Linked DNA regions of Homo sapiens: region 2 is linked to region 1. A link is a loop called in an ENCODE intact Hi-C map of the cell type or tissue named here. Cell type or tissue: heart left ventricle. All regions are shown on one strand. Each heading gives the region's core, and the rest is flanking DNA. Links, peaks and the distances in the headings are about the cores only. Region 1 overlaps DEUP1 (deuterosome assembly protein 1). Region 2 holds the start of DEUP1 (deuterosome assembly protein 1).

Region 1 (15,757 bases), core at 3,303-11,302:
ATAGCTTTGTAGTATATTTTGAAGTCAGGTAGTATACTGTCTCCATCTTTGTTCTTTCTACTTAGGATTTCTTTGGCTATTCAGGGTCTTCTGTGTTTGCATATAAATTTTAGAATAGTTTTTTTTCTATTTCTTTGAAGAATGTCATTGGCATTTTGATAGGGATCACACTGAATCTGTAAATCGCTGTGAGTAGTATTGTCATTTTAATAATATTAACTCTTCCAATACATGAGAATGGAATATCTTTCCATTTTTTTATCCTCTTCAATTTCTTTCATCAGAGATATATAGTTTTCCTTGTATATATCTTTCACTTCTTTGGTTAAATTGATTCTTAGGTATTTCATATTCTCTGTAGTTATTGTAAATGAGATTGCTTTCTTGATTTCTTTTTCAGATTATTCACTATTGACATATAAAAATGCTACTTGTTTTGGTATGTTTTTATATCCTGAAACTTTACTGAATTTGTTTATCAGTTCTAACAGTTTTTTGGTGGAGTCTTTAGGGTTTTCTAAGCATAAGATCATATCGTCTGTGAACAGGGCTCATTTGACTTCTTCCTTTCCAATTTGGATGCCCTTTTGTGTCTTTCTCTCGCCTAATTGCTCTGGCCAGGACTTCGAGTATTATGTTGAATAAAAGTGGTGAAATGGGCATCCTTATTTTATTCCAGATCTTGGAGGAAAGGCTTTCAATTCTTCCCCATTTAGTATGATGTTAGCTGTAAGTTTGTCATATATAGCCTTTATCTGCATATTTGTTTTTGGTATTCTGTGGGGGGAATGAAGCCAGCTTGCTTTCATGCCACCATTTTGAAACTGGAAGTCTGCAGATCTTCATTTCTAAATAAAATATTATCATATAGAATCCAATAGTATATCAAAATTCCTAAAATATGGCTATTATAAGTTTAGCTGTGCCACTCCCAAAAAGACATGTTGAAATCCTAACCCTCGGTACCTCAGAATGTGACCTTATTTGAAAATAGGGTCTTTATAGTGTAAAAATGAGGTCACTAGGGTGGGCCCCAATCCAGTAGGACTAGCATCCTATAAAATGGGAAAATTTGGGCACAGAAACAGACACATAAGGAGAGAGGATGATGGGAAGAAGCACAGGAAGAAGACAGTGGTACAGGGAGAAATCCATATGAAGACAGAGGATTGGGCTGATGTATCTACAAGTCAAGGAATGCCAACAATTGTTGGCAAACCACCAGAATTCAGGAAGAGGCAATGAAACATTCTCTTCTACAGGTTTCAGAGAGAGCATAGCCCTGCTGACACCTTGAATTTGGACTTCAAGCCTCTAGAACTGTAAGACAATAAATTTCTGTTGTTTCAAGCCAGCCAGCTTTTGGTACTTTGTTACAGCAGCCCTATCAAACTGAGACTATGACTAAAAAGGTTTATTCCAAAAACTCAAAGGTGGATCAATATTGGGGAATCTGTTAACCATAGTCTATTACACATCAATAAATTAAAAAACAAAACCCACATAACATCATATTTCCTAAAAAGGCATTTGATAAAACCAGCAGCAATTCTTAATAACAACTCTAAGTAAAATAGAAAAAGATATAACTAAGACCATAAATTAAGAACAAATATATGAAACAGGAAAACTCTAAAACCACATCATTTAAAATCAAAAACTAGAAAACTTTCCAGCAAGCACTATAATTATTTAACATTTTCTTGGAGTTTTTAGCAAATGGTATATGATCAAAAAGAAAAAAAACCTACTATGAGCCATGGAAAAGAGATAAGACTATCTATTTTTGTTGATATGATTTTGTATCTCAGAAAAGCCTAAGAAACCTCTAGTAAAAAGCCTACTTAAATTAATAAGATAATTTGTATTTTTTCTATATTAACAATAAGTTCCAAGATATTGAAAAAAGGAAAATATTTTATTCATAACAGTACTAAAAATTGCAAAACACTTGGGAATAAATTTTGTTATTTATTTTATTTTTTATTTTTTTATTTTAACAGCAAACTCATCCTTAAAAAACACCTAGGAATACATTTTAAAAGAAAAGGACATAACCTGTACAAAGAAAATGGTAAGATCTTTTTGAAAAACATAAAATATGAAGAAATGGAAAGCCATTCTTGGATGGAAAAATTTACTATAATGAAAATGCCAAATCAAAGTTAATCTATAAACTTACTTCAATTCCAAATAGGATCCAACAGGAAATTACTAGGAGAAACTAAATAAACTGAGCTTAATGTTTACATAAAAATTTAAATTTGGTTTCCATTTTATATCCCACGCAAAATAAATGGATTAAAGACTTGGATGAAAGATATAATAATCTTTGAAAAAAAACTGAAGCTATATATATTTAGAAGAAATATATATATATATGTAACAAGAAGACCCTGTTAGTCAAGGAAGGAAACTCAGAAGCTATAAACAAAGAGATCAAGTAGAAGTTTAAAGCATTTTGCATGGCCAAAAAAAGTCATAAACAAAGTTACAAACAACAGATTTGGAAAAGCATTGTTAAAAATTGACATGAGGGTGGACGGGGTGGCTCACACCTGTAATCCCAGCACTTTGGGAGGCCAAGGCTGGTGGATCACTTGAGGTCAGGAGTTCAAGACCAACCTGGCCAACATGGCTAAACCCCATCTCTACTAAAAATATATAAAAATTAGCTGGACATGGTGGCATGTGCCTGTAATCCCAGCTGCTTGGGAGGCTGAGGCAGGAGAATTGCTTGAACCCGGGAGGTGGAGGCTGCAGTGAGCCAAGATCATGCCGCTGCACTCCAGCCTGGGTGACAGAGTGAGACTCCATCTCAAAAAAAAAAAAAAAAATTTGACATGAAAAAGACAAATAAGCCAAAAGAAAAATGGGCAAAGGATATATCTAATTGATATTGGTACACATTGTCAATGAATATACAAAAATATGTTCACCTGGTACTCAGGGAAATGCAAATTAAAGAGCTATTGAGAAATTACTTTATAACCATCAGAATGACAAAAATTAAAAAGACCTATAACACCTATGCCTACAAGAATGAAATTTTAAAAGGTACTCATACAAAGATGGTAGACATATGATTTAACAATAGCTATTAAAATTAAAACACACATATCCTTTGAATTAGCAATTTTACTCCTAGGAAGCTATTCCAAGGTGTAAGTATAAGGATTTTTCTTACAGTACTGTTCATTCGGGCAAAACTCTGGAAACAGAGTGGAATAAATTATCCTTGAAATAAGTATAAAAATAGTTTAATAAATTTTGATACACACCATGGAATATTATCAAGCTATTATAAAAATAAAATAGGCTTAAATTAGTTACCTTGGAAAGATTCCAAGGGATACTGTTGAGTGAACAAAAACAGGACACAGAGAAGTACGTGTTATGATTCAACTTTAAAAAGATGATAAAATCCCCAAATAGGTACTATATGACTATATGTATATATATCTGAAAAAGTTTAAAATAATACATACCAAGTAGTTAACATGTATCATCTAGAGGAGGGGGTATAATGCGGGTAGATGAGTGGAGGAAAGAGGGAGGAGTAAAGCAAGCAGCAACAACAAAGTGACTGCACTAAAATTGCCCTTATGTAAGTTATGATTAAATTTATAAAAAATTATGTATATCTTATATGCTCATATATTTTTTCTAAGAAATTAGGAAAAATAAAGGGATGTTCATCTACTGATTTGTAGAGGTGTTCATGGACTGTCAAAAGGCAGTTTTGGAATAATGTATATATTATACATTTATTTCTGTAAAAGAACATTCAACCCATCTCCTCCTTATGTGTGCATATGCAAGCAAAAAGTTACAGAATGCTACAACAAACACTAATTCGTTAGCACTGGATAGCTTTGGATTGGGATAGGGTTGTGGATCATTAGCTTCTTTATACATCTCTGTGTCTGCTATTTCTTAAAAACACAAAAAGGTGAACAAAGTCAAACACCTAAAGGAGCCAGAATTAGGCAGGCTCAGTGGGGGCTGTGACGACCCAGAATATACACTTAAAAACATTCAAATTGAAATGTAAAAAAAATACAAATACCATTTTGTGAGTGAAAAAAGCACTCACGGAGGCAGGATCTGATTTAACTTTTTGTGTGTTCAGCATTTAGAAATAAAAATGTCATAGATGACACACAGTTTTTTTAATGTAACAAATAGGAAAATCACTTATGCCTTACTTTTTATCCATCTGTACTCCAATCACAGGATCCATTAACCATGCCCAAAGAAGAAGACAGAATGCTTCCAGAATGTTTGCACTCTTTTGATGCTAGAATATGGACCATTATGAGAACAAGTATATAATATCACAGAAATATAGTATCATAGCTTAAGGAGGGCCAATGGAGAATGTCTAATTCAACTCCCTCATTTTATAGCTAAGGAAACTGAGGCCTAATTAAGTAATTAACATATTCATCTCTTATCATTTCCATTCCTCATATGGTAGAAAATTATTTTAGAATTTTCTCAGAGCAAATAAATGATAAACAAGTTAACAATGATATTTCATTCATTCAATAAATAAAAATTCTCATATAAAATCAATTTTCTATTGTTACATTAAACAATTGAAAGGGGATGCACAGAGCCTGTTTAAGTTCCTTTGTGTAAACCTATAGAGCCATTGGTTAAAACCAGTAGTCCTTATCCTGAATAATTCATTTATTTCTCCCTCTTTTAAATCAACCAACACTCATTGAACACTTACTTTATGCCTGAGATGTGAGGTACTGGTGAAACAAACACCAATAAGACATGGTTCTCTGCTTGCCATCCACTGGGAAAGTGACAAGCAACAAAACAAGTCAGAACAAAATACGAACTAAATGTGGCATTCATTCTGACTGGGGTTTCAGGGGTGGCTTCGTTGAGGGGAAGATTGGCACTTGAATCAGGCCACATAGGATGTAGGATTTCAAAGGCAACAGCAAGAAGAAAAGCAAGGAAATAGCATGCTTGGCATATTTGAGGGAAATGATCAGAATTGAGCCCAATCCAACCAAAGAACAAGGGAGAAAACCAGACATTCCAATGTTCTAGCCTGAGGATAAAAGTAACCTCAACTGAAGCACAAGATAATTTACCACCCAACTCCTTCATGTCTAACACACAGCAAGTGCTCAATAAATGATGTCTAGGTTAATCGTGACCAATTCAGTAATCTCTTTGTTCAATTTATTGAATGATGTCAGCATATTACCATGTATTCTCCGGGGTCTAAATCTCCCATCATTCCTTTTAGATGTGTGTTTTCAGTTCTGACAGCTTTATATTTCATATCTGAGACCTGAAATTAGCAGATAAAAGGCAAATGTAAAATTCATAATAAAAACTCATAATTCTATTAAAATTTTGTCTTGTGAATACAAATATTTTCTAAGTGTAATGAAGGGAAACACTTCTTCGGTACGACCAATAACATTCAGGTATTCTTATTTAGTTCTCCTGTCTTTGGCAGGCACCACTTTACGTCTTTTTCTGATCAATGCTAAACTACAAGCATATACTTTCAATAATGATTCATTTAGTTTTGTCCTACAATCCCAAAATTCCATTTCTGGTTTCTATTTTCTATTGTATGCAAATTGTCACCAGAAAAAGCACATGTTAAAAGCATGTTTGAGTAACTGTCCATTAAATTTATTCAACACCTGATTAATTTTTACAATAGGCAATACATAACTTTCATGTTTAATTTTGTTCTGATATTTCTGCCAAAATTCCATCTTTTTTAGTGACTACTTCATTTTGTCTCTCAATTTATTTTATCTTTCCCTGATTTATTCTACTTGACAGGACTTGGATATGGTATCTGTCCTTTTACTTCTCTAGGACTCATTTCTGTATAAAACACGTGCCTTAAAAAGATTTAATTTTGTAAATTACCAATTTATGCTCATTGACAAAACCTAGAAAACGTACAAAAATATAAAGGTGAAAATAAAAATTATTCATAATCCAACTAGCCAGATCACTGTTAACACCTGTAAAATATCCCTGCCTATACAGGTACAACCAAAGAGATTATCCCATCTGTGCTGTTTTCCTGTGTACTGCAACAATAAATCACGGTTTAAGGCTTACAACTGGGCAAAGGCTAAATCTTTTCTGTTTTCATAATTCACGATTTTAGTCATGTTATTTGTGAAGTGACCCTCATATGCCTAGAAAATTATTAAATGATGCTCTCAAAACCTTTAGATTTGGGGTAAAAAAGCAGATAAACCCTGTGCTCTCAATAGTAGGCCATCCATTTGATCATGAGTAAGGGATGGAGGGAATTTAAAAAATAAATAGGCAGGAAGGAAAGGAAGGATGTAGAAGTTACTTGTAGTATTTTAACAGAAGAATGTTACAATTGCTGTTTTTCCTCACGTACCATGCTGTGCATTGACTGCATGTTCAGTAAATATGAACTAATTTTCATGTTTCAACATCCATTTGTAAAAAGCCTGAAAGAAATACATGAAGTGTGGGGGAGGGGTAGGAAGTGTTGAAGAAGAGCTGGAATAGAGACTTTTTTTTAAAGATAAAAATGTTAATGGAAGAGAAATACAGAAAAACATACTCAGGAAGAAATATTTGATTAGAGTGTACTGTGGGAGGTGATCAGAATATAGGTTACAAGAAAATGGAAAGATGAGATTTAATGAAATTGTCTTGCACTGTCATTTCCCTAGTCCTTTTTGTTGGTGACACTTTGTGTTATCTCTGAAAGGTTTTATGTAACACCACAAAGCATTTCTGTGAAGCTAGTCTCAGAAATAATACCAAGAAATGTAATGTTTTCATTAGTCAATAATGAAGGCTACTATTGGCACTGAGCAAGAATGTGCCCTAGACAAGTGCTATTCTGCCTGCTTGCATACCTTTTGTTTTGCTAACATTTTTTCTTTTATTTCTAATTCCATTTTTAACTGTTTTTCCAGAAGGGCAGCTTTCTTTGTGACAGTTGCTATAGTGATCTCCTTCTGATGAAGCTCTTCTGTTAGGTCAGAGATTTCATTCCTCATTCTTTCCTGCTCAGAGTTATGGTACTCTTCCACCTGTTGGAGTTGGCTTCTTATCTGCAGCAGATAGAGACTGGAAATATTATTGAATCCTTTTATTTATAGAGTAGCTTAAAATTTTACTGGCCATGTTCAGTCCTTCTATTCTGAAACTTTGTCAGGGCCCACTTCACCCTCCTTTTCTGATCAATGCTAAATTAAAAACAGATACATATAATAATGACTCATTACCTTTTTTCCTTCCAATTCCAACATTTCATTTCTCACTTCTATTTTCTGTTGTATGCAAATCATCACCTATGACTGATACTACTTTGATAACCACTTTGAGAGGAAGGTAAAGAAAGTATTATCAAGCATTTTCATGGAGAAAAAAATTGGCTTTAAAATGGTTACATGATTTGCTCAAAGTCATAAAGCTAATAATCGGCAAAGCTAGGACTGGAATCTAGGACTCTTGGCTTTAAATTCAGTGCTTTTTTAAAACTAAAATAGGCTGTACTGTTTGTAACTAAACATTTGTTTCTCAGAATCACATTACAGTAAACTTCAAACAATGTCTTCATGAAAACTCATCACTTCCCTTACTTAAGCCTCTTATTTTCTGAATCTTGGCTAAGCTTCCATGTTACAAACCTCTGGATTGTCTCTGACTCCTCTCCACCCTTGTCCTCCCAAACCTGGTCAGGCAATGAATTCTGTCCATTCTATTTCAACCTCTTTTAAGTCTTGCCTCTGTCTCCATTCCTACAACTGCTGTCTTTGTCTAGCCTCTTAGCATCTTTCTAGAAACCATTACTGTTTCTAATTCTTGAGACTTAAAGTACATAATCATCCGTCTAAAAAAAAATCATAGTCCATTGGGGAAACAGAAAAATAGACGATTACAACACAGTGTAGCAATTAGTGTCAGCAGTATGTAGTGGCAGTGTGTTTAACCCAGCCTAGGGATGACAGGATAGGATTCCCAGAGGAAGGGTCATCAGACCCAAAACTGAAGGATGAATGAATGCCAATTAGAGATGCTCTAGCCGGGCGTGGTGGCTTGTGTGGGAAGCTGAGGTGGGAAGGATGCCTGGAACCCAGGGGGCAGAGGTTGCAGTATAGTGGGCTGAGATCATGCCACTGCACTCCAGCCTGGGTGACAGAGCAAGACCCTGTCTCAAAACCCTGTCTCAAAAAATAAAAATAAAAAAAATAAAAAGGCATAGAAAAAAATAGAACATATAGATGCTCTATGAAAAGTAAAAACATTAGCCGGGTGTGGTGGCATGTGCATTCAGTCTCAGTTAGTCGGGTGGAAGGGGCACTGGGGTGGGAGGATCCCTTAAGCCTAGGAGGTCTAGGCTGCAGTAGGCCCTGATTGCACCACTGTATTCCAGCCTGAATGACACAGCAGGATCCTGTCTCAAAAAAAAAAAAAAAAAAGAAGGAGGAAGAGAAGAAGAAGGAGGAGGAGGAGGAGAAAGAAGTAGAAGGAGGAGGAGGAGGGCTCAGAGGAGGAGGAGGAGAAAGAAGGAGGAGGAGGAGGGCTCGGAGGAGGAGGAAGAGGAGGAGGAAGAGGAGGGAGGAGGAGGAGGAAGAGGAGGGAGGAGAAGGAGGAGGGATCCCAGGCAAAGAGCTCAGTGAGTGAAAGCATGGCACACTCAGTGAACTAAAAGGAGTTTAGGGTAGCTAGGAGTTAGCTGCTCTGAGAAATAAGGCTGGAGAGTTAAGTAGAGGCTAGCCACAAAAGAAACATGAATTTTCTCCAGGGCACTTTTTTAAAATGGATTTTTTTTTTCATTTCACCTTTAAACATTTCAGTATATATCTTTAAAAGAACAAGGCTCTCTCTTTTTTTTAAATGTAGCCAGAATGTTATTACAATGTCTGTAAAGATTAAGAATTCCTTAATATCATCAAGTATCTAGGCAGTATTCAAATTTAAGCTTGTCTCAAAAATATAATAAATGTTGTTTAAGTTTAATTGAATTAGTATCTAAACATGATCCATTCATTGTGACTGGCTCATATATCTTTTTAAAGCCTCTCTTTTTGTGTGTTCTAAGTAGTTTACATGCATCATCTCATTTAATCCCCACAATGTCTCTCTATTTTGCAGACTACTGTATTTAGCAGATTAGAAAATTAAGGTGCATAACTTTTCACATCACATTTCTTGTGAAAGGCAGTCTAATTCCAGGACCTGTGAACTATTGTGCTCTGCAACCTCTGTGGGAAGGGTCCTGGAAGGTGTGGAAGGTGGTTCACATTTGGAAAAACCTGAGTTTTAGGGGTTGACACCTACAGAGAGATTGGAAAAATCTGGGTTTTAGGGGATGACACCTAGAGTGAGATCAGAAAAAGCTGTGTTTTAGGGGATGGCACTTAGAGTGGGGTGACCTAACATGGAAAGTACACATGTCCAGAGGCAAATGTGATCACCATCAGGCTTTATGCCACCAACCCTTCCTTCATCTGATTCTATTCATATTACCAGCATATTCAGAGTTTCAGAGTTGGATATGACCTTAGAAATCACATGATCGAACCTCATCATTTAACAGATTTTTTTAAAAAAGAGTCACAGGAACGAGAACAAGGCGGAAACTAAGAGACACGAGCACAAGTATCCTAACCCGGAGGACAATATTACAAATCTCCTTTAAATCTCTTCTGTCTCCAAGTTTTTACCTTCCAATTTATTTGATGAAATAACACGGTCAGTCTATAGTTTGTCCCAGTATGGATTTTGCTGATCGCATCCCTTTGGCATAGTTTAACCTGTTCCACTTAAAATGGAACTTTTTTTTTTTTTTTTTTTTTGAGATGGAGTCTTGCTTTGTCACCCAGGCTGGAGTGCAGTGGCACAATCTTGGTTCACTGCAACCTCCACCTCCCGGGTTCAAGTGATTCTCCTGCCTCAGCCTCCCGAGTAGCTGGGACTACAGGTGAGCACCACCATGCCTGGCTAATTTTTGTATTTTTAGTAGAGACAGGGTTTCACCATATTGGCCAGGATGGTCTCAAACTCCTGACCTCGTGATCCGCCCACCTTGGCCTCCCAAAGTGCTGGGATTACAGGCGTGAGCCACGGCACCTGGCCAAAATGGAACTTTTAAAATATAAAAAAATGAATATACTACTGTGAAAAAGGAGTAAACTATTTTTATTATTTTCACAATATTTAGATGTTAACACAACATACTATACTGCAAAACTTCTTTCTTAATGAAAGAAGAAACTAATTTACCTGAACTCCAAATGACTTTTGGTTTATTGAAAATGTGAATGTTATCACAAAATAAATGGCTAAAACAGTTCTAGACTGGAAAAAAGGAAAAGAAATAAAATACTTGCAAGATTCATAATACATAGCTCTTGTTAGTTTTATTACAAAAGAATTAAAATGCTCTTCAGAAACACTTGGAAGCTTTTTTTTTTTTTTTCCTGAGACAGAGTCTTGCTCTGTCGCCCAGGCTGGAGTGCCATGGCGCAATCTCGGCTCACTGCAACCTCCGCCTCCCGAGTTCAAGCAATTCTCCTGCCTCAGCCTCCTGAGTAGCTGGGATTACAGGCGCCTGCCACCGCGCCCAGCTAATTTTTGTATTTTTAGTAGAGACGGGGTTTCACCATGTTGGTCAGGCTGGTCTCAAACTCCTGACCTGGTGATCTGCCTGCCTCAGCCTCCCAAAGTGCTGGAATTACAGGTGTGAGCCACCATGCCCGGCCACTTGGAAGCTATTTATATAAAATTCATTTGTTACCTTTTTTTTGCACAGCATTCTGGTATTTAGTGGCCTCCAAGGGTCTATAAAGAATTCTGTGCCTCATACTCTCTCCCACCATGTCAAAACTGTGCAAAGTCAGTAGATTCTTTATATTACTCAAAGTTTTATTACTTTATCTAAATCTATGAGGTTAAGAATCATGTAACTATACTTTAGGTGGCTTTAACCAATCTTTTATCATTCACTGGGGACACCAGTAAAAAAGAGTTTTTCAAAGTTATATTTTTAAGTCAGCAAAATAAATTTTGTGGGATTATATGGCATTAAAGTGTTCAAAATATATGAAAAATGATCACTGATTCATAACACCTTTTCTCTACTTAACCTCTGTTAGTTCTCTGACAGTCAACTCTTTGGCAGACAGTACCTGTCTTTCATATTATTGTGTTTCCTATAGAAATTAGCAGAATAGCTATAGTTCTCCTAGATACTCAACAAATGTTTGTTAAATTTGTACAAACAACTGAATTTATGACCCTATATATTTATGGGAAAATTTAGCCTTAATATTAACTCATTCTCTAAGTATTTAATTTACTGTGTGTCAAGCACTATGCAGTGCACTAATTGATAATTCAAAGCCACACCCAGGTTTATTTAACTTTTAATTGTTTAGATTTTATAGCATTAAATATTCTGCCTGATCCTCAAACCTAAAGACCAGAGAGGTGGAGAATAGCTATGATAAATTCACAGAAAGAAGGCCATTACTGGATTGTACTAGAGGGAGGAGAGAATCATACTCTTTGTAGGAGAGTAAAGAACCACAAGCTCTTTAAGGACAGTGCCCAGGACTTACTCATCCTTGTATTTCTAGCTCCAGCAGAGTTCCTGGCACATGTTAGGTGCTCAGTGAAAAAATGTGGGTGCAATAAATAACTACTGAGCCAATATTTACTAGATACTTCCTCTGAGCTAGATCCTATTTTAAGCACTTTAAGTGCATTATCTCATAGATTTTACCTTAGGGTAAGAGTATGGATACTGGAGCCAGATTGCCTAGATTGAAACATGGCCTCTGCCACTTAATAGCTGTGTAATGTTGAAGAAAGTTACTTTTTCTTGGTGCCTTAGTTTCCTCAAATGTAAAAGGAGGGTAATATTAAGACCTATTTCATTAGATGTTTGTGAGGAATAAATGAAGTAGGATTTCTTAAGTCCTTAGAACAGTTCCTGGCACATGTTAACTGCTAGTTAGCAGCTAACTCATTTAATCCTCATCACAAACTTATGAGGTAGGTACCAATTATTTCCACCTTAGAAATGAGGCTCCTCAGTATCTTGCACAGGAAACTTCTCCAAGCTTACGTGTGTGGTTGAGCACCAGAGTCTGTGCTCTCAACTTTCTTGCTATAAGCCACCTATCATGGAGCCTCCAGCCCTCCACCCTCCACGTGTCGTGGGCAGTCTCCCAGTAGCACAGTGATAACTTAAGGTTTGTGTTTTTTGTAGTCTCACACAGAAAAATGTCGGAATTAGCAGCTTGGTAGATTATCACCTTACAAAAAAATACAGAAGGAAAACAAAGGGAGTGAGAAGAAAGATTTTTTTTTAACTCCCTTTGTATGTAAAGAGTTCACATCTACCTGGAAGAATGGAGCTCATTATTTTTCATACCTTGTTCAATTCTTTTTCATGATTTGGTTGATCTTGCATCACTGAAAACAGCTCTTTTATTTTCCTTTCTGGTTCTTTAATAGAAGGCAAATAAGATGATTCAAGTCTACAAATTAAACATAAAATAATGATTAAAATTAAGCTTAACTTGATAAATTGTAACGATTATATTGTTAATTTAGACCATTACAGGCTGCGGAGATAGATCATTACTTTGTTGGAAACATTTTTAGTTACAGAAATTGCAAGTTCTAATACATTCAGATCCCATAAGTATTTACATCTTTAAGTGCAAATGGTTTCAATGGAAGAAAGGAAGCAATTAATAAGGAATTTCAATTATACATTAAAAATTGGCAGAATACTGGGATTGCATATGTAGATAAGATTTTGGGAAAAAAGAAAAGACTGTATGCTATAATAAAATAGCTTGGTAACCCATTTAAAAAAAGGAAACACACCCAACTTGCTAATGTATTGTGGAAAGGAACTATGTCATGAGAAGTCTAAGGGGAGCAACTGTTCTATAAAAGAGATAAAACATCATTAACTCTGACAGTCTAACCAGAGAGTACTCAAATACATCTATTCTTTGGCTGCTTAATTTATAAAGTGGAATTGCAACCACATATTAATATTAGAGGAGAAAAGCAGAAACTAGTATAAAGAGTATAATACCCACAGGAGGTTTGAAGATGTCTAAGCAGATAATGTTCACTTTCATATGAGACAAACCAGTGAAATAAAAATCACAAAAACACAAAAATAAAGATAACCAGGTAGGGGAAGCAGCATGCTTTCTACTGGAAGTCAGGCTTGACTATTCTGGAGGAGTCTGTTGTTTTGAGGAACATATCCACTTGTGAGTACAATTTTAGGTTTCCAGATAACTTTTGAGAAGATTTCACACCTTCAGAAATTTCAACCACACAAATAAAAAACCCAAATATGAGTAATGATAAAGAAATTGCTAATTTAAAGATTGAAAATAGAGGATCTGTTATAAAAGGTATTAAGTTGGTAGTGATATCCCTGAGTTACATGTATCTAGACTAGATTGCTTTTTTTGTGATTATCAAATATATATGTTAACTGTGGATAACAAAGTATATCAGAGTATAATATACTGCTGTAATGTTAACATTCAGGAAAAACCATCATTAGCATTTTTATGTGCGGTAAATATATTTTTCCCTATGCATATATGTGTGCAAAGAAATATACACTTCCCATATAATTAGAACATACTATACACATTATTTTTCAGTGTCCTTTTGTTTCCTACTTAGTAATATATTGTGAGCATTTTCCATTTTATCCAATATTCTCCTAAAATATTATTTCAGGATCAGTCTTAAGTTTTCATTATTTCCTATAATTTGAAATGAGTGAAAAATTTCCATATTTTTTAATTCTTCCTAAGCAATTTCAGGAAGTAGAATGCTGAATTGAATGCTAAAATCCTCATGGTGGTCTTGCAAAATTCAGTGAGTGAATGAAACAAATGTCAAACTCCAATGTGGACAAGTGAATAGAAGAAAACCGTAATCATGATAATATAAAATGCTAATGTACATGTATAAGGGAACTATTATTTGTCATGTAGAACAAGAGTATGAAATTAGTTTAATAACTCTCAGAACATATCAACCCAGGGTGCTTCTACAACTAAAAAAAAATAGAAAAAGCTAACAAAAGCTTAGCATTATTGAGAAAGTTTCTGAAAATGAATAAGAACATTACCATGCTACTTTTATAAAACTACTATGCATCTATTATCAGTAGTCTGGGGTATTTCACTTTGATACAACTACAAAGAAGCAACAGTCTAAATAAAATAAACCAAAACAATAAAGCTGATAGAACAGCATTCATATGAGAACAAACTAAAAAAATTAGACTCTTTTAGTGGAAAAGATGAAGGCTAAGAATTCTAAAATACAATGGAAGTTGTGAAAAGTTAAACTTATACCTTTTCATCAAATCTCAGAATTCTAGAACTGAATTCTAGGATAAGAAAGCTGTAGTCTGGAGACCAAAATAAATGCCAAGTTAAATAGAGGATGGTAAACAGGCAGAACAAAAAAGTTTTTACTGGCCAAATATATAAATAAGTGCAAGATTTTAGATCAAATAGTGTATTGAAGGGCTGTTGGCACTGTTTGGAATTCAGCATGGGTCTTAAGAGCACCATAAAAAGTACCTACAATGCTCTTCACAAAGCCAGAGCTAGACATGGGTTGATTGGTGTGCTCTTCTGTGAAATGTCTTATGTTTTTAGGAATATATTTTCTTCATGTGAAGACATTACTCACCATACTGGAACAGCACTACATGTAATAAATATCAGATTGATTAGTAATCAGTGATGATAGTATACATCTTGTATACAGAGCATTCGATAATGCAGATTGGCTAATAGGCATTCTGTCACCATCCTTGGTGAGACACACAAATAGGTCATTTTAGGGATCTTAAGTTGCCATTTGTTATTAAGCATAGACCTCAAAGAAATGCTAGCAGGTCTCACAACTTTGAAGGTCTCACAACTTTGAAGAAATAATTATTGCCTTTAAAACAATATAACAATCTTTCAATAAAGCATCCCTATTTGGCTATTCAATTTTTAAAATCCTATCATTGATCTGGCATTAGCTTTCTGATTTTGAGAAAGATTCAAGTTCTATGAGAATAAGAGCATCAATGAACTATTAAAGCAGTCAAACTGTCTATTCACACACACAAACATTTAACAATCCTCAGCAGTCCCATTTTGTTTGTGTTTATGGAATATACAATATCTGTCTGATTTCCTTTGTGTTTATGGAATATACAATATCTGTCTGATTTTAAAAGAGAAAAAAAAATCTGTTTTAAGAAGAACCCTCAATGGAACAGACAAGATGGCGAGTTTGGTGGCCAAAATAAATACAATATGTACAAGTGAAAATGTTGACATCAGGTATAGGCAATCAAAACAAAGGCATTTAAAAATATAGAATAAATCTTATTTCTCTGAGTATACATAATTGAATACCAGTTCTATACTATTTTTGTATAATATCTTTTTTTTTTTTGAAACAGGATCTCTGTTGCCCAGGCTGGTGTACAGTGGCACGATCACAGCTCACTGCAACCTTGACCTTCCAGGCTCAAGCGACCCTCCCAGCTCAGCCTCCCAAGTAGATGGGACTACAGGTGTGTGCCCCCATGCCCAGGTAATAAAAAATTTTTTTGAAGAGTCAGGGTCTCACTATGTTGCCTAAGGCTTGTCTTGAAATCCTGGGCTCAAATTGTCCTCCCACCTCGGCCTTCCAAAGTGCT
Region 2 (15,757 bases), core at 4,895-12,894, 64 kb after region 1:
ACTGAGCTGGGAGCAGTGGTTCATGCCTGTAATTCTAGCACTTTGGGAGGCCAAAGTGGGAGGATTGCTTGAGTCCAGGAGTTCAAAACCAACCTAGGCAACATAGTGAGACCCTACCACTACAAAAAACAAAACAAAAAGATTGCCAGTCTTGGTGGTGTGTACCTCCCAGCTACTCAGGAGGCTGAGGTGGAGGATTGCTTGAGCCCAGGAGGCTGACATTGCAGGAAGCCAAGATCACACCACTGTACTCCAGCCTGGGTGACAGAGCAAGACCCTGCCTCAGGAAAAAAAAAAAAAAAAAGTTGACTGCATAATTACCCTATGTCAGGCACTGTGCTTGTCCCTGTGGTGTGACAGAAGAGAAGACAAAACATTGCTGAACAGAGCTAGGGCCCCTGGAATACGCTGGCCTATAGTGTTATAGGACCAACTTCTTAACGTTCTTATTACCACTGATACTTGTGTTGCTACTTCTCTTGCCAGCTTTTCTATTTTTGTCTCTATTTCTCCTTTTCCTTCTGCTTCTTGAGTTCAAGGAGGGTACAACTTTTATACTAACTGCTGTCCAATGAGACTGCTTCTTTCTTTTGGGGAGAGAACAAACGCACTCATCACATATCTGTAATATTCATGTTTTTAGCACTTCTCTGTTTCACCAGTGCTCTGATTAGAGGCTCACAAAGTCCCAGGTGGTTCCAAGGTGCCATACAACTAAGCACCATAGACAACCAGGTCAGGTTAGGTGGGATGCACCTGATGTACATATCTACATTCACACATATCAGATTTTTAAGAAAATGTATGTTGTAACTAATCTTTTGTAAAGATTTTCCTGTGAAACGTATGTGCAAATTTATCCTACACAGTGGTACTTTTTCATCTTTCCTTAAACTTACTAGCAGTTTGATTAGGTCTCTTGTAGAAATCTTCCCTTTCTTTCCTTATTTCCTTCCTCCCTCTCTCTCCTTCCTAATAACTTTCCTTCCTTTCAAAAACATGCATTTAATTCCTACAGTCACTCAGCACTGCTAACATTTCAGAGTCTACCGTCAAGTTTGACATGTCAGGATTTTAACCCAGATGTACTTTACTTTGTTTCTTCTTCAGAGATACAAGAAACTGGAAGAACTTGTCCAGTTTGATTACTCTGGGGAGGAATATACGTGTATATGGGGGGAGGTGAATAAAGTATGAAGAGAGGGAGAGTAAGGGGGTACAGTCTGGGCTAACCAGAAAGCAAGGGAATTAACCAAATTTAAAAAGAATTTTCAATGTGCAAAAATAATATATAATTTATTCAGGTACCAATATGTTGACTTACATCAGAAAAATTAGATTTTATTTTATAAACTGTAATTAAAACTGTGTTTAACTCATCAAGAACCTGGTAAGTAAAGTTATGATTCATAAAGTCAAGAACCTGGTAAGTAAAGTAAAGATGATTAATATATCTCAGAGGGAAAGAATACTTTAAGGGTTAAGAAAGATGCACACAAAAAGAGTATAGTTTTAAAGGACCTTTTGAATCAGATGCAAGAAGTTATGATTTAATATTCATCTACCTTGGTTCTTTGAAAATAATGACTTTCACAGCAGATAAGAAGAATCTGGTGGATCACGTAGCAGTACCTAGATGTTTAGGAAGCATTTGACAAGATTCTATGAATGAGATCAATGGCTAAGATAAAAGTCACAGAATAAAAGGTACAGTAAAAGATTCAGTAGAGAAAAATGAGAATTTGGTTGAAGATGTATGCACACACATTTTGTTCCCTCCCCAAATCCTACTAACACAAAGTAAAGGGATATTTTTAACCTAGAAGGTCAAACCTAGAAGGATAAAAATAACAGGAACTAGCAGTGGACAAAGCCAAGTAGCAAACCAACTAGATACATCTGGAAGTAGCAAGTGAGTGTCAGCCTGAAAACAGGAGGAATGGCTAAGAAGGGGTTGACTCCTAGATCTCCTCACTGGCATTCGAATCCAGGCATATTCTCTGGAGAAGCTAAAACAGAAAGGCTCTGGACTGGGGTTGGGGAACACCAGGTACAGTAGATGGCAGGACCACTGTACTGGAAACTGGGGGGGTTAAGGTCAACAATGTAAGTCTGAATTCAGCCCCCTCATCCTTTTCAGCTCCCAGAATGCTGGTATACTCTCCAGGTAGGAAATTAGAATTCTCTGGAATCTGATTAGCCTGAGACAAAAGACTGAAAGAGAGTGACCTGGGGTCCTGCAAGGAAACTGCCTAGTCTGATGACTATGGAGTAAAGACCACTGTCAATAAGCCCGCTGATATGGTTGGCTCTGTGTCCCTAACCAAATCTCATGTCGAATTGTAATTCCCAGTGTTGGAGGAGGGGCCTGGTGAGAGGTGACTGAATCATGAGGGCGAACTTCCCCCTTGTTGTTCTTGTGATAGTGAGTTCTCAGGAGATGCAACTCCCCCCTTCTCTCTCTCTCCCTCCTGCTCTGGCCACATAAAACATGCCTCCTTCCTCTTCGCCTTCTGCCATGATTGTAAGTTTCCTGAGGTCTCCCCAGCTATGCTTCCTATTTGTTTTTTGGGTTTTGTTTTTTGTTTTTGTTTTGAGATGGAGTTTTGTTCTTGTTGCCCAGGCTGGAGTGGAATGGCACAATCTCGGCTCACTGCAACTTCCGCCTCCCGGGTTCAAATGATTCTCCTGCCTCAGCCTCCTGAGTAGCTGGTATTACAGGCATGCACCACCACACCAGGCTAATTTTTATTTTTAGTAGAGACGGGGTTTCTCCATGTTCGTCAGGCTGGTCTTGAACTCCCAACCTCAGGTGATCCACCTGCCTTGGCTTCCCAAAGTGCTGGGATTACAGGCGTCAGCCACTGCACCTGGCCTCTATTTGTTAATCTAACCATATGCTATTTATATGTGGAGAAAAACTTGATATGACCTAAAAAAGGTTGAAAACAAGGTGATGAACAAAGATATTATTGATTAAAGTAAACTAAAAAGAAAGCAGGGATGGTAATATTAATATCAGGCAAAGTAGAATTAAAACAGAAAACATTAGTTTATACTTGTGCTATATTTTATAATGTTAATCATATAATATGCTGAGAAGATATACGCATAAACCTTGACACATCAAGCAACAGAACACTGAAATATGTAAACCAAAAATTGTTAGTAATACAAGAAGGACTAGACAAACTACAATTATAGTGAAGATCTTCCTTAGAATTTGACAGATCAAATAAACAAAAATTAATGTAACTGTACTTGAAAAACACAAGTTAAACATAATAACAACAATTAAAATGTTTGATTATATAACTTTTTTAGCCTTTTTACTCAACCAAAAGAGAACATACATGTGTTTTCAAATACCCAAAGGACATTAATAAAAGTTGATCCTGCAATAGACTACAAGAATAATCTTAGTGAAATTGACAGAGTCAAAATCATATAGTCCATATCCTATGACTATGACAGTAGAAAGATTAAAAAGTAATAATAAAAAGATAACTAAATGCCCCTTGAAATTACATTTTGTAAATATCTCTTGAGTCAAAGAAGATATCAAATTTGAAATGATAGATTATTTAGAAAATGATGGTGAGAACACTAACCCTATGGCAGGCAGCAAAGCTGTGCTCAGGAGGAAACTTACATGCTTTTATTATTTAAAGAAATCATGAAATCCAGAAATCATGAAAATAACTGAAGCACATTTTTCAACCCATGGGAACAAGATAGAATAAACCATAAAAGGGAAAACTAGTAAGTAGAAATTCATGAATAAGAAAACAAAAACAAAGCAAAACCTAGAGAAGGTTTTCTTAAAAAGGCCAATAAAAGGGATCACTTATTCTATAATTATGTTCTGGAAACACACTTTAAAAACAAAAAGAACAAACATAAAATTGAGTTTCAATTACAAGGAGTTTAGATTATTATGGCACAAATACAAACACCTATAATTGGAAGAAATCATGGATAAATTAACATCAAACCCGGTTATAACCATGATATCAGAGAATATTGATTCACTCACACTGAAAATGTTCTGTGGGAAAGCTCCCACCATAGGCCTTGGCACTTTCTGCTCCTGCTCTGTGTAATCTTTTCCCCAGATATAATCTCTGCTCGAATGCTGCCTTACCAAAGTATCTTTATTTGACCACTCCATTCACACTCTCTATTTTTCCCACCCTTAGCCTGCTTTATTTTTCTTCATATCACCATATGATACAAATTTATACGTTTATTATCTGTCTCTTCCACTATGGTATAAGCCCCTTGAGAAGAAGTTGTCTATTTTGTTCACTGCTACCTTCCTGGTGCCTAGACCAGTAAGTAGCTCACAGTAGACTCTAAATAGGTATCTGTTAAATGTAGGCTGCTCCACAAAACATTACTGTATATGTAGATGACATGGTTTAATAAGCTACATAACAAGTCCCTGATGATGAAGTTTTATTGTATTCATGATCTAGATTTATACATAACTCTCAATAGCATGTGGGACTGAGGCAATGCCAACCTGGGGTCTCCATGCTTTGGAGACCGTGGTAGGCAGTGTGTGGACCCATGTCTACTGTGATGAGTGGAACAGTACCTCAGGAAAACCTCTAAAAACTCTCATTAACTTGGGGGGTTGTAATTACACCATACCCAAACAAGTTCTACTGTTCCTTACTAAATTCTAAGTTCTTTAAAGACAAGGTCTGTTTCTTAAATGACTCCATGGCCTTGGATTTGTAGGAGTGAAGTGATATCTGGGACCCAACCTTAGGTTCAACATCTTCAATCTGCATCTTAGCTCTTAGTGCTATCATCACACCAGGGACCCAACACATACTTAACCCAGAATCCTAACCTGGCTCTGCTATGGATACCAGGCAGGCTGCTCCCTGCATCTCATTGCCATCCATTTCCAATGTAGGAAGGAACACAGGGATTGGAGCCAGGCATACCTGAATTCAAATCCTACTTTCTCTACTAACCTGGTGTATATTCTAGGATGAGCTCCTGCTTTTTTTGTCTTTCTACCTTTCTGAGCCTCAATGTGGTAGAGGATGCTAGTTTTTCAGCAATATCCATTCTTCCTCCTTTGTTCTAGAACTTCTAAGCTTCATCTGGTCATATGGCTACCTAGTTACAGACCATATTCCCCAGCCTTTCTTGCTGCTAGTTGTAACTCTGGGATAAAGTTCTGGCCAATGGAAAGTGAACAGAAGCGAGACCTGCCATTTCCATGTTATACTCCTAAAAGAAAAGGTCTTACTCTCTCTTCTTGCCTTTCTCCTTCCCTATGGAAGGAGCACAGTCATGATGGCAGAGCACACTTATGATGGTGGGAGCTGAAACAACCACTTTGGTCCTAGAGATAGAAATCATTAATGAAGATGGCAGAGTTGCCAAACCAATCCTGGTCCGTGTATCTTGGGTGAGCGCAGCACCTGTGACGACTATATGAAACAGACATAATCTTCAATCTTATTTAAGCTGCTGTTTTTGGAGTCTCTTTGTTATAAGAGCTTAGACTGTACTCGAATATATTTACTTTTCTTAGTTGTAAAATGAGAATAATACCTAGCAGGGCTGTTGTAAGAAGGAGTATGCAGTGGGAGCTAAAAAGTGATAGCTATGATTATTATCCAAACTTGTGCAGCTTTCTTTCAGCCTGACATCAAAGTTATGGTCTGGGCAGAATTTCTGAAAGTGAGACACCTGAAGTGGTGTGACTAGCGCCAAAGTCAGTTGCAATCAAGATTAGGCACTATACAACCACCCCTTCACCCCTTCATTCCCCAAACTCTGTGTTCAGCCAGTGGTCAGTTGGCTAGTGAAACAATAGGAAGAGAAAACTCTGTGATGCAGGTAGCAGGTAAAGAGTTAGGACAGATATTTGTAAACAGGAATTTGATTTTCTACAATGACAAATGCTATACAAATTTTATTCTTATCTCTTCGTGAAACTTTTGGTAAGATATCTAGTTCTTGATGATGTTTTTACGGAGTTGCATCTATTCTCAGGCTATGTTTAAGTGTTGAGTTCAGCCTTAAGGGGCAAGAGTAGAGGGAAACTTGAGATACTCAATGCGGCAAAAAAGGAGCAAGCTGGCGAAGAAAGGTTGCATTGTGGTAACAGAAGAGCACACGAGGCCTGCCTCCGCATCCACCACCCTTAGATATTGGACAGTCACTAAAAGTTGGAAAACAGTGATTTTTGAGTGCAGATCTGTAGTGTCAAAATCAGAAAGTCTCGCATTATAATCCTTAATTACAGTCACTTCATATTTCCTCTCATCCGCCTCACCAAAAATAATTGGCATATCCTTCTATTAATAGTAAATTTCAAAATTCATGTGTTCTCAGGAAGTTTTTGGCACAGTTAAGCACATACTTATTAAACAGAAATTTCTCAGCACTTACCCCATCGTATTATGGGCTTGGTTCTCCATGTCAAGAAACTGCTACATCTGGTTTATATTTCTTGATTTTTAATCTGTTAGGAGGAAAATGATACAAGTTCCTAAAATGTTTATATTCTTTAACCTATAAAACATGAAAATTTTGCTACTGGCAAAAACCATTTAGTATGAGTTTTTCTGTGTAGTAGCTCTTGATCCTACAAAATATAGAAACCTGAGTTTTCTGTTTTGGTTTTTTGTTTGTTTTTTGAGACGGAGTCTAGCTCTGTGGCCCAGGCTGGAGTGCAGAGGCACGATCTCAGCTCACTGCAACCTCTGCCTCCCAGGTTCTAGCGATTCTCCCACCTCAGCCTCCTGAGTAGCTGGGACAGGCAATCGCCACCATGCCCGGCTAATTTTTGTATTTTTAGTAGGGACGGGGTTTCGCATGTTGATCAGGCTGGTCTCGAACTCCTGACCTCGTGATCCACCCACCTCGGCCTCCCAAACTTGAGTTTTTTGTTTAGCGACCCCTATGCATTTACGATATTGACTTAGTGATTTATTGAAATATGTGGTACGGACTAAAATGAGCATCCATTTACTACTTATTGAATAATAGCTTGTACTACGTTGTTCGCAAACGGCTCAGTACATGAGAATGAGTAAAACAGAATTCCCATTAAAAGAGAAATTCTAGCCAGATGTTCTCAAACTTTCTATTCTTGTGGTTCCCCTAAAGGTGTGCCTTTATTTGAGTACATTCTTTCTTTGGCCCTATCTGGGTTTTGTTAGGATGACTATAACTATGAGATTTAGGACAAAAAGGCTAAGAATGCCTTTAAAAAGAAATCTTGAAATTCTTCAATGGCTCTATGGGCACTGGCTCACCTCTTGACAAAATAGGGATGTTAGCATTTGCCTAAAGTAAAAAAAAAAAAAAAGTTTTTCTCAGTAACACAATTTTAGTTAAAAAATAATCTATGACGATAACTGGAGAAAGTATTGAAAAGGACTTCAACTCCTCCGAATCACTGAATAAAAGTCAATTAAAGAACATTCAAGGAGGTAGAAAGAGGAGGAAGATTCGAGCTCACATCACTTCCAAATCGAAGAGTTTTAAGAGAGACCCTGGAATTAAGAGAGACAGAGCGGAGAGGAGCAGGGATGGTGAAGGAAAACTTGACCAGAAGGAGCAGACCAATAAATGGTTTTGTAGATTCTCAAATATCTCACTTAAACGTCAGGGAAACTGAGGCACAGACAAGTTAAGTGGCTTGCCCAAGGCCACACAACTGAAGCCCAGTCCTTCTAACTTAGGGCGCAGCTCTGCTCTGGATTTGCAAGCGCGGGCCTCCCCTCCCAGCCTCTGTCCCCGCGCCACGCGCCCCTCCAGGACCCGCGCTCGGTTCAAGCCCAGCCTCCCGCAGAGCGGCCGCCCTTTTGGGGTTCCCCTGTCCCGCTCGAGGACCCGCGCAGCCTGGCCTTTGGGTGAGGGTCAGGGGCGAGGCGGGGCCGGGAAGGCCAGGAGCCATTACCTGCGCTGCGCCGCGCTCGCCCGAGAGGTCTGAGGCGAGGGCGCAGGACCGCGTATGTCACCTCCCGCCCCGCCAGGCCCGCCCCAAGGGGCCCCGCCACCCGCCGCCGCGCTCCCGCCGCCTGGGCCCTCCCGCCGCGCGACCAACGAGGCAGTTGGGCCTCTCCCTCCCCGCGCGCGGCGCCGCCGCGTGTTGCCATGGGGACGTCGCGGCCCGAACTCGTGGCCGTCGGAGTGGGGGATGGGCGCGGCGGCGGCGGCAGGCGCTGCCCTGTGCGGCTCCTCGGCTGCCTCCAACCTCACCCCGCGCGAGCGCGACCTCGCTGTCCCGCAGTTATACGTCCAGTGCCCCCTCTATTCTGGGTCCTTTCCTCTTTGTAGTCCCACTGCCTACCCCAAGGCTGGGCACCCAAGCTGCAGCCCGGAAATACTTGTTGAATGAATGAACCAAATAGATCACGAAGGAACTGTAAACCGCTGGGGAGTTCATCATCCAGGTTCCTTAAATCCCCTTGGCCCTCTTTCCTCTTACCCAAATTTGAAGTGGCATGAAAAAGAAATAAACTTCGGGTAAAGAGAACTGCTTTTATCTCCGTTCACCCTAGCGTCTTCCAGCTGGGAGGAGCTGGATTTCACCGCTCAGCCCCTGGTTCCTGTGGTGATAACAGCATCAGCTTGTACCTGACTTTCCCGTCAAGCGCGATGGGTCCTTAAAACACTGCCAGTCAGGCGAACGGACAGTGTTGCCTCCCTTCAGGGAGAAGAGAATAGCTTCTAAGAGGAGAAGCTGGAACGAAACTCAACGGGACTGATTCCAGATTCTTTCCTTTTTCCACCAAATTCCAAGAGTCATTGATGACAGATTTTCTGTCTCCATTTCATAGAGGAAATAATAGGAAAGAATATATGTTTTCCAACTGACATCTTGAGTGATTTGTTTTAAGCACTTGAATTTTGTATTTGATTTATTTTAACCAAATAATTCCTTCCTAACACATGGAGTCGACTACTTAATTCTTAAAGTCTTTTATTTGCACTTTACTTTCATCACTTTAACGCTAATTTGCTACTTTAATATTCTATGAATTTAATGCGCACCCACATCCCTCCGTCCAGGTCCCATCTGAATTTTATAAAACCATTATGCTGTTTCTTGACAAATTGAGCTTCATAGATGAATTGTATACGGTCACCTGGGATATCAGTTCTAACAGGTGTTTCATAGCTCTCATGTTTGCATGAAGAGAGTGACTGTGTTATCTTAACTTGAAACTTTTCATTATTCTGAAAACGCGTATATTCTTTATTCTTATCTGAATTGAATGGGTCAATGTATTTTTTCTAACCCAAGGAAGGGAAAATGGAACTAGGAACGAAATTTAATGAAATCTCAGGATGCCCAAGATCACTAAGGCTATGTAACATTGCTAAGTGCTTCCATGTTCATTATTTCTTTAGAGGCTCAGAAATACACTCAGCAAGTGTATCAGGTGTTATTAATAGCTTCTTTCAGAAGATTAGGAAACCCAGGCTTAGAGAGAATGAAGGATATGTCCATGGATTTGTCCATGGATTTGCACTTGAAATGGATGATACATCAAGATGTAAACCTAGATCATCTTACTCCAAATCCAGTGTTCTCCAAACATTAAGGTTGAGTCGGTTTCTTTAGCAGTCAGGATCTTCCTTAGCAAACTGTAGGTTTAATGTTTTCCTTTTTTTTTTTTTTTTTGAGACGGAGTCTCGCTCTGTTGCCCAGGCTGGAGTGCAGTGGTGCCATCTCGGCTCACTGCAAGCTCCGCCTCCTGGGTTCACGCCATTCTTCTGCCTCAGCCTCCCGAGTAGCTGGGACTACAGGCACCCGCCACCACGCCCGGCTAATTTTTTGTATTTTTAGAAGAGACGGGGTTTCACCGTGTTAGCCAGGATGGTCTCGAACTCCTGACCTCGTGATCCACCCGGCTCGGCCTCCCAAAGTGCTGGGATTACAGGAGTCAGCCACCGCGCCCGGCCAGGTTTCATGTTTTCACATAGAAGAATAGGTGCAGGGGAATGCTTGCAAAAACATTTAAGAAGACACATACTATAATGGATTTTAGGAAAATTTAAATATAGAATAGGAACATCCCATTCAATTTAATACGAATAAAGGTTTTCATTTCAGGATGAGAGTTAAGATTTAAAATGCAAATACCTGTTCCCTACCCTGCTAGTAAGAAGTAACAGTAAAGACTTGAATTCACCTTGAAATGTCCTTATTATTAGATATTTTCAGGTAAGTTTGTTTTGAAAGGGATGAGACCAGGAAAGCTCCAGTCTAAAGGAGAGGAAGAGTGTGGCCAGGGTGGAAATCTTCCTAAACAGGGTTAGTGAGAGTTGACAAGAGAGCTTAGTCATGAAAGAAAATTGGAGGACATGGCAAAATGAGGATAAGATAAAATGTAACCGGAAATGGTCAAAGGAGAATATAGGGGGCATAAATGGATGAAGAATAAGGATGACCTTTGGAAGAAAAGCTAAGGGACCAATTATAGGGAATAAATAATAAAGCAATAGGCTAAACCTTTAAAATTTAAAAACCTTCATAACAAAATCATTTCATGGGAAAATTTATAATAGCAATATAGTAAATGAATGTGCAACTTTAGCATATGCGTGGCTATATAAAATAACTTCATGTCTGTCTTTGTATCAACAAGGAAATATTTATTTTTATATTTTTTAAAAAGCAAGTTTAAAAATTATATATATTCATTATAATTTTAAAAACTAAGTATACCATTATGCATAGAACATACCTTAAAAATTTTTTTAAAACAATTATGATGAAATAATCATAGAATTGTAAGAAACTGTAGAGGAGATACAGTCTAACCCAGGGGTCCCCAACCCCTGGGCTGCATACTGGTACTGGCCAGTGGCCTGTTAGGAACCTGGCCACACAGCAGGAGGTGAGCAGCGGGCAAGCATTACGGCCTGAGCTTTGCCTCCTGTCAGATCAGTGGTGGCATTAGATTCTCATAGAAGCGCGAATCCTATTGTGAACTGCACATGCCAGGGATCTAGTTTGTGCACTCCTTATGAGAATTTAATGCCTGATGATCTGACATGGAACAGTTTCATCCTGAAACCATACCCCCTGGTGCCAAAAAGGTTGGGGACTGCTGGTCTAACCTCTTCATTTTGGATGTGAAGAAACTCAGATCCAAAGAGTTATAATTATTTGATTAGTCTCATTGTTAGTTAATGGCAAACATTTTCAAAGGAATTTTCTGGAGATGCTTAATACACATTCTAGTTGAGAAAATAACCATTCAGCAGGAAGAGATTCAGTATTTAGAACTAAGATCACCTAGAGCAGCACTGTCCAATGGAAATATAATGCAAGCCACTTGTATAATTTTAAATATTCTAGTAGTCAAATTTTAAAAAGTAAAAAACAGATAAAGTTTATTTTAATAACACATTTATTTCATCTAATATATCTAAAATATCATTTTAACACCTAGTCAATATAAAAATTATTGAGATATTTTATATATTTTTTGCATAGTTTTTACTTAAAGCTGAATCAGTTCATTCTGGCCACATGTAGGTGCTTCATAGTCACACATGACTGGTGGCTATCATATTGGACAGGGAAGCTGGAGAACATGGGTGCCTGGTCAATGTCCTAAAGCTCTTCATTAAAGTGTGAAGGGCAATGCAAAGAGAGAGATTCTTAATTATTTGGGGGTGATTTGAGAGAGATTTTGAAAATGTCCTACCTCAGTATCCTTACCAACCTGCTCTGGGCTGCGATAGGCATTAGACGTCTGAAGAGAAATACATAAATTTGAGCCCTTAACCAGGCAGCATGAGGCCTTTCATTGTGTCATGCCTGCTAGGCCTGTCAATCATCACTATCAGGGCTGCTTCTCCTCCTGATGGGACTTTAGAAGCGCCAGGTTTCACTTGAGGATCAGAAAACAAAGCCAAATTCTTTGAAAAAATGGCTATTATGATTTCTAAAATTCTCTACTTTTACTTTTTATGGACTTTTAGAGTTTCGACACTGTGGTTTTGAAAATGTCATCCTTTTTCAGATATTAAGGGGAGCTAAAGGAGAAAGATTTTTGTATAGTCGTGAGCTAAAGTTTTAAAGATGTAATACTTATTTCCTGGAGCCATTCATGACTAGGACAATGTTGAAGTGAAAGGGCCCTAATGGGAAAAACAAATTTGTAACCAGAGAGGAAAGTTGGGCCTGCCTGCTTAATGGCCTCTTTTCACTTGGGTCAACTTCTTCTCTGAGCTCAACTCTGCAGAAACCTTTCGGGTCACTAGCTAATATGATGGAAATTACTGGGTCAAAATATAGGAAAAGACATGAACCTAGAGAAGTGAGCCCAGCACTTAAGGCTGCTTTCAAAGGCATTTGATGCTCTGGAAGAAACAGCTGCAAAACTGAGCAGCCGTTTGATAGTCTTGTGAAAAAAAGGGGCAGAAGACAAAGCCTGGGCTCAATAAATAAATAAACATCCCCTGTCTTTAAGCTGGGGCTCCAGATGACTTTACCCTCAGGAAAATGGTGAGGTGGAAATAAATCGGTACTCCTACTGACTCACAGCCAGCTTGCAATCATCTGTAATTTGGGACAACCTCCATCTTTGAACTCAGAATAGGGTCATACTAGACTGGTAGGTTAAGATACCTGGAAGAAGCAAGCAGGAATTTTCCTAGAAATAACTTCTCAAATACAAAGGCCAGAACAAAAAGAAAAATAGAAATTCTAAAACTAGAAAAAAATTACTAATAACCAAAAATAAGAACACAACAGATATGAATAATGATAGATTTGGTACAGGTGAAGGGATAACCTGTGAATTGGAAAACAGAACAGAAAAAAGTATCCAGATTGAAAAATAATAAAATATTTTATTATGAAGTTTTTTATAACTTTGGTACTTATTAATAGAATTATTTGTTGTTATGAAAGTAAAAATAGATAATATATGTGCAAGTATTTAATACATGCCCTAGCACATAGGAAGAACTCAAAAAGTATTTGTTGAATTTGAAATTTAAAAAAATTAATTTGTTGATTTTGCAGGTAATCTCTGTCATCTTATATAACTTCCATTTCTTTGCCAAAATTTTCAAGCTTCTCTTTTACTTTTTTATTTCAACTTTTAAAGCATATTAATAAGAATTTTCTATTTTATTTTGCGTGTTATGATTCCAGTCTCTAAAATATTTTGGATATATTACTGCTAGCTCTTACTCATGTTGTCTTTTTTCTTGTGTGGGTTTATAATTTTTAACTATGAGATACTTTTGAGGGGAAGCTTTATTTCTGGGACATCTTTGAGGCCAGGATGGAGGCTGAATTTTTTGATTTTGCATTTTCTTATGAGAATTGTCTGGGGGTATCACCAACTCTAAACTACTTTACATTAATTTTTTTTACAGGAGCTTTTCCAGACAACACAGGTAATATGATGAATGAAAAATAAGTGTTAGAGTCAGCTTATGATACAAATTTCCAAAACTTTTTTTTTCCTTTTCTTAGTTTTTCTTCACCCAGTGCCAAAGTCAAAATAGGCATGTTTTCTACTGTTGAATTTTTCTGCCTTTTTAAAAAAAATCAGCTTTTTATTTTAGAACAGTTTTAGATTTACATAAAATTATTAGCATAGTACAGAGGGCTCCCATCTACCCCACATCCAGTAGCCTCTATTATTAACATCTTACATTAGTCTGGTCTATTTGTTACAATTAATAAACTGATACTGATAATATTAACCAAAATTAATACTTTATTCAGATTTTCTTGGTTTTTACCTAATGTCCTTTCAGTTGCAGGACACCACACTAAATAGTGGTCATGTCTCCTTAGGCACTTTTTGGCTGTGACAGTTTCCAAGAGTTTTGTAATGATCTTGGCAGTTTTGAAGAGAGCTGTTAGGTACTTTATGGAATGTCCCTTAATTGAAATTTGTCTGCAGTTTTTCTCATGATTAGATTGGAAGGAAACTCACAGAAATTAACTGCCATTTTCATCACATTGTATCAAGGGTACATACTATCAACTTGATTTATGACTGTTGATGTTGACCTTGATCATCGGGTTGAGATGGTGTTTGTCAGCTCTCTCCGGTGTAAAGTTACTCTTTCCCCCACTTCCATACTGTACTTTTTGAATGGAAGTCATTGTGTGCAGCACACGCTTCAGGGGTAGGGAGTTATGCTCTGCCTTCCAAAGGGTAAAGTGTATATATCAATTATTTGGAATTCTGCATGGAAGATTTGTCTCATCTCCCACATTTATTTATATCAGTATGGACACATGGATATTTATTGTATACTTTGAATTATAATCCAAGGCTACTTTGTTTGAGAAAATAAACAAATTTAGTTTCTCATATTATTCCAGCTGTGGTCATTGGGAGCTCTTCCAGTTGGCTCCCATGTTCCTTTGACATACCTCATCATTGTGGGATTTTTGGTTTTGAGAACTTCATTACTTTCTATCATTATAGGATGTCCCAGTCTCATCTTGTATATGTATATTTCCTGCTCCTGCAATCAGCTCTGTCTTCAGGGAGCACTTATTAACAATGAATTATAAACCAGTACCTGGGCACTAGGAACACTCCTTGCGACTTGATTATTCTTGTTCCTAAACCCTCTCAGCTGACAGAACAAGGAAATATATTTGTGTAATACTGACCTTTGTATATACAAATAACTGTAAGTATTTCTATATGTAACCATTTGTATCTAAACAGACATGAGTTTATCTAAGCTAAAAGGACATGAGTTCACACTGTTATCTCCAACTCTGTTACACAGATTGTTCTAGCTTCTTCCCCTTACTTATCTGTAAATTCCTACTCCAATGGTAAAAAAGTGGCTTCCCATGATCTTCCATCCATTTACTTAACTGCACAACTGCTGTATAGGTGTATAACACTAACAGAATTGTTAACCTGTACCATATGGAACAGGACATTATCAATTAGAGTACAGTGCATATATATAGTAAATTTTGCCTTTAGCCTCAATAGATTTCACTCATTTCCAAAGTTACTTAAATCAGTACCTTTTCCGTCTTCCTCTTTTAGTGAAGTTGTTTTACAAATCTGTAATACAGTTAGGATGTTTTGTCACATTCTCCATTCTCTTTTGGGATCTTCTGGCCTCCTAAATATTTTTTAAATTTGCATACACTAAGGTTCACGATTTGAGACTCATTTACTTTTTTTTTTTTTTTTTTTTGAGACAGGGTCTTGGTCTATTGCCCAGGCTGGAGTACAGTGGCATGATCTCAGCTCACTGCAGTCTTGACCTCCTGGGCTCAGGCAATCCTCCCACCTCGGCCTCCTGAGTAACTGAGACCACAGGCATATGCCACCATGCTCAGCTGATTTGTTTATTTTCTGTTGAGACAGGTCTCTCTGTGATGACCAGGCTGGTCTTGAACTTCTGAGTTCAAGTGAATCTCCTGCCTCAGCCTCCCAAAGTTTTGGGATTATAGGTGTGAGCCACTGTGCCTGATCTTATTTACTTTTACAGTGAAGGTAGGCTTTTGGAATCCCAGTTTTATGCAGAAGTCTGTTGAAATCTTCACCTGGGCTGGTCTTGGGCCCTATGTCTTATTATCCTTCTGCACGTAGCCACCACAGTGTAAGCAGAAACACTCAGAGCAAAAGTTTCTTTTAGCATTCACTCCCTTGTTGGGGTTCCTCTTCTCACTTCTCACATAACTTAGGTTATGAAATCTATTGATTCTATTATTTCATTCAAACTCAGTAAGATATTTACATTTTTATAATGTTTT

Evidence for each region. Hi-C counts contacts between places; a loop is a spot of excess contacts. Peaks named below come from ENCODE experiments on the same cell type or tissue, not always from the same donor. Only the 100,000 strongest peaks of a DNase experiment are listed, where the experiment ranks them.
Region 2: a loop joins it to region 1, with 5 times the contacts of the local background. A loop is called at or near these places in 2 of 110 quality-filtered maps.

The regions. Positions count from the first base shown.
Region 1 is chr11:93,385,802-93,401,558 of GRCh38, reverse strand. DEUP1 (deuterosome assembly protein 1) reads right to left here. Exons shown (of 14, transcript NM_181645.4): 9 at 12,434-12,539; 10 at 6,903-7,100; 11 at 5,234-5,320. Among named protein-coding and RNA genes, the nearest start is that of DEUP1, 63 kb to the right of the region's middle. RefSeq lists an enhancer at 2,391-2,892. In heart left ventricle, for the core only: no CTCF peak of the experiment used is centred there; no DNase peak of the experiment used is centred there.
Region 2 is chr11:93,322,952-93,338,708 of GRCh38, reverse strand. It overlaps DEUP1 (deuterosome assembly protein 1), which reads right to left and starts at 7,967. Exons shown (of 14, transcript NM_181645.4): 1 at 7,937-7,967; 2 at 6,421-6,493. The coding sequence starts at 6,449. RefSeq lists an enhancer at 7,827-8,328. In heart left ventricle, for the core only: no CTCF peak of the experiment used is centred there; DNase peaks (open chromatin) are centred at 7,801 and 8,158; H3K4me3 peaks cover 1,111 bases; H3K27me3 peaks cover 1,136 bases.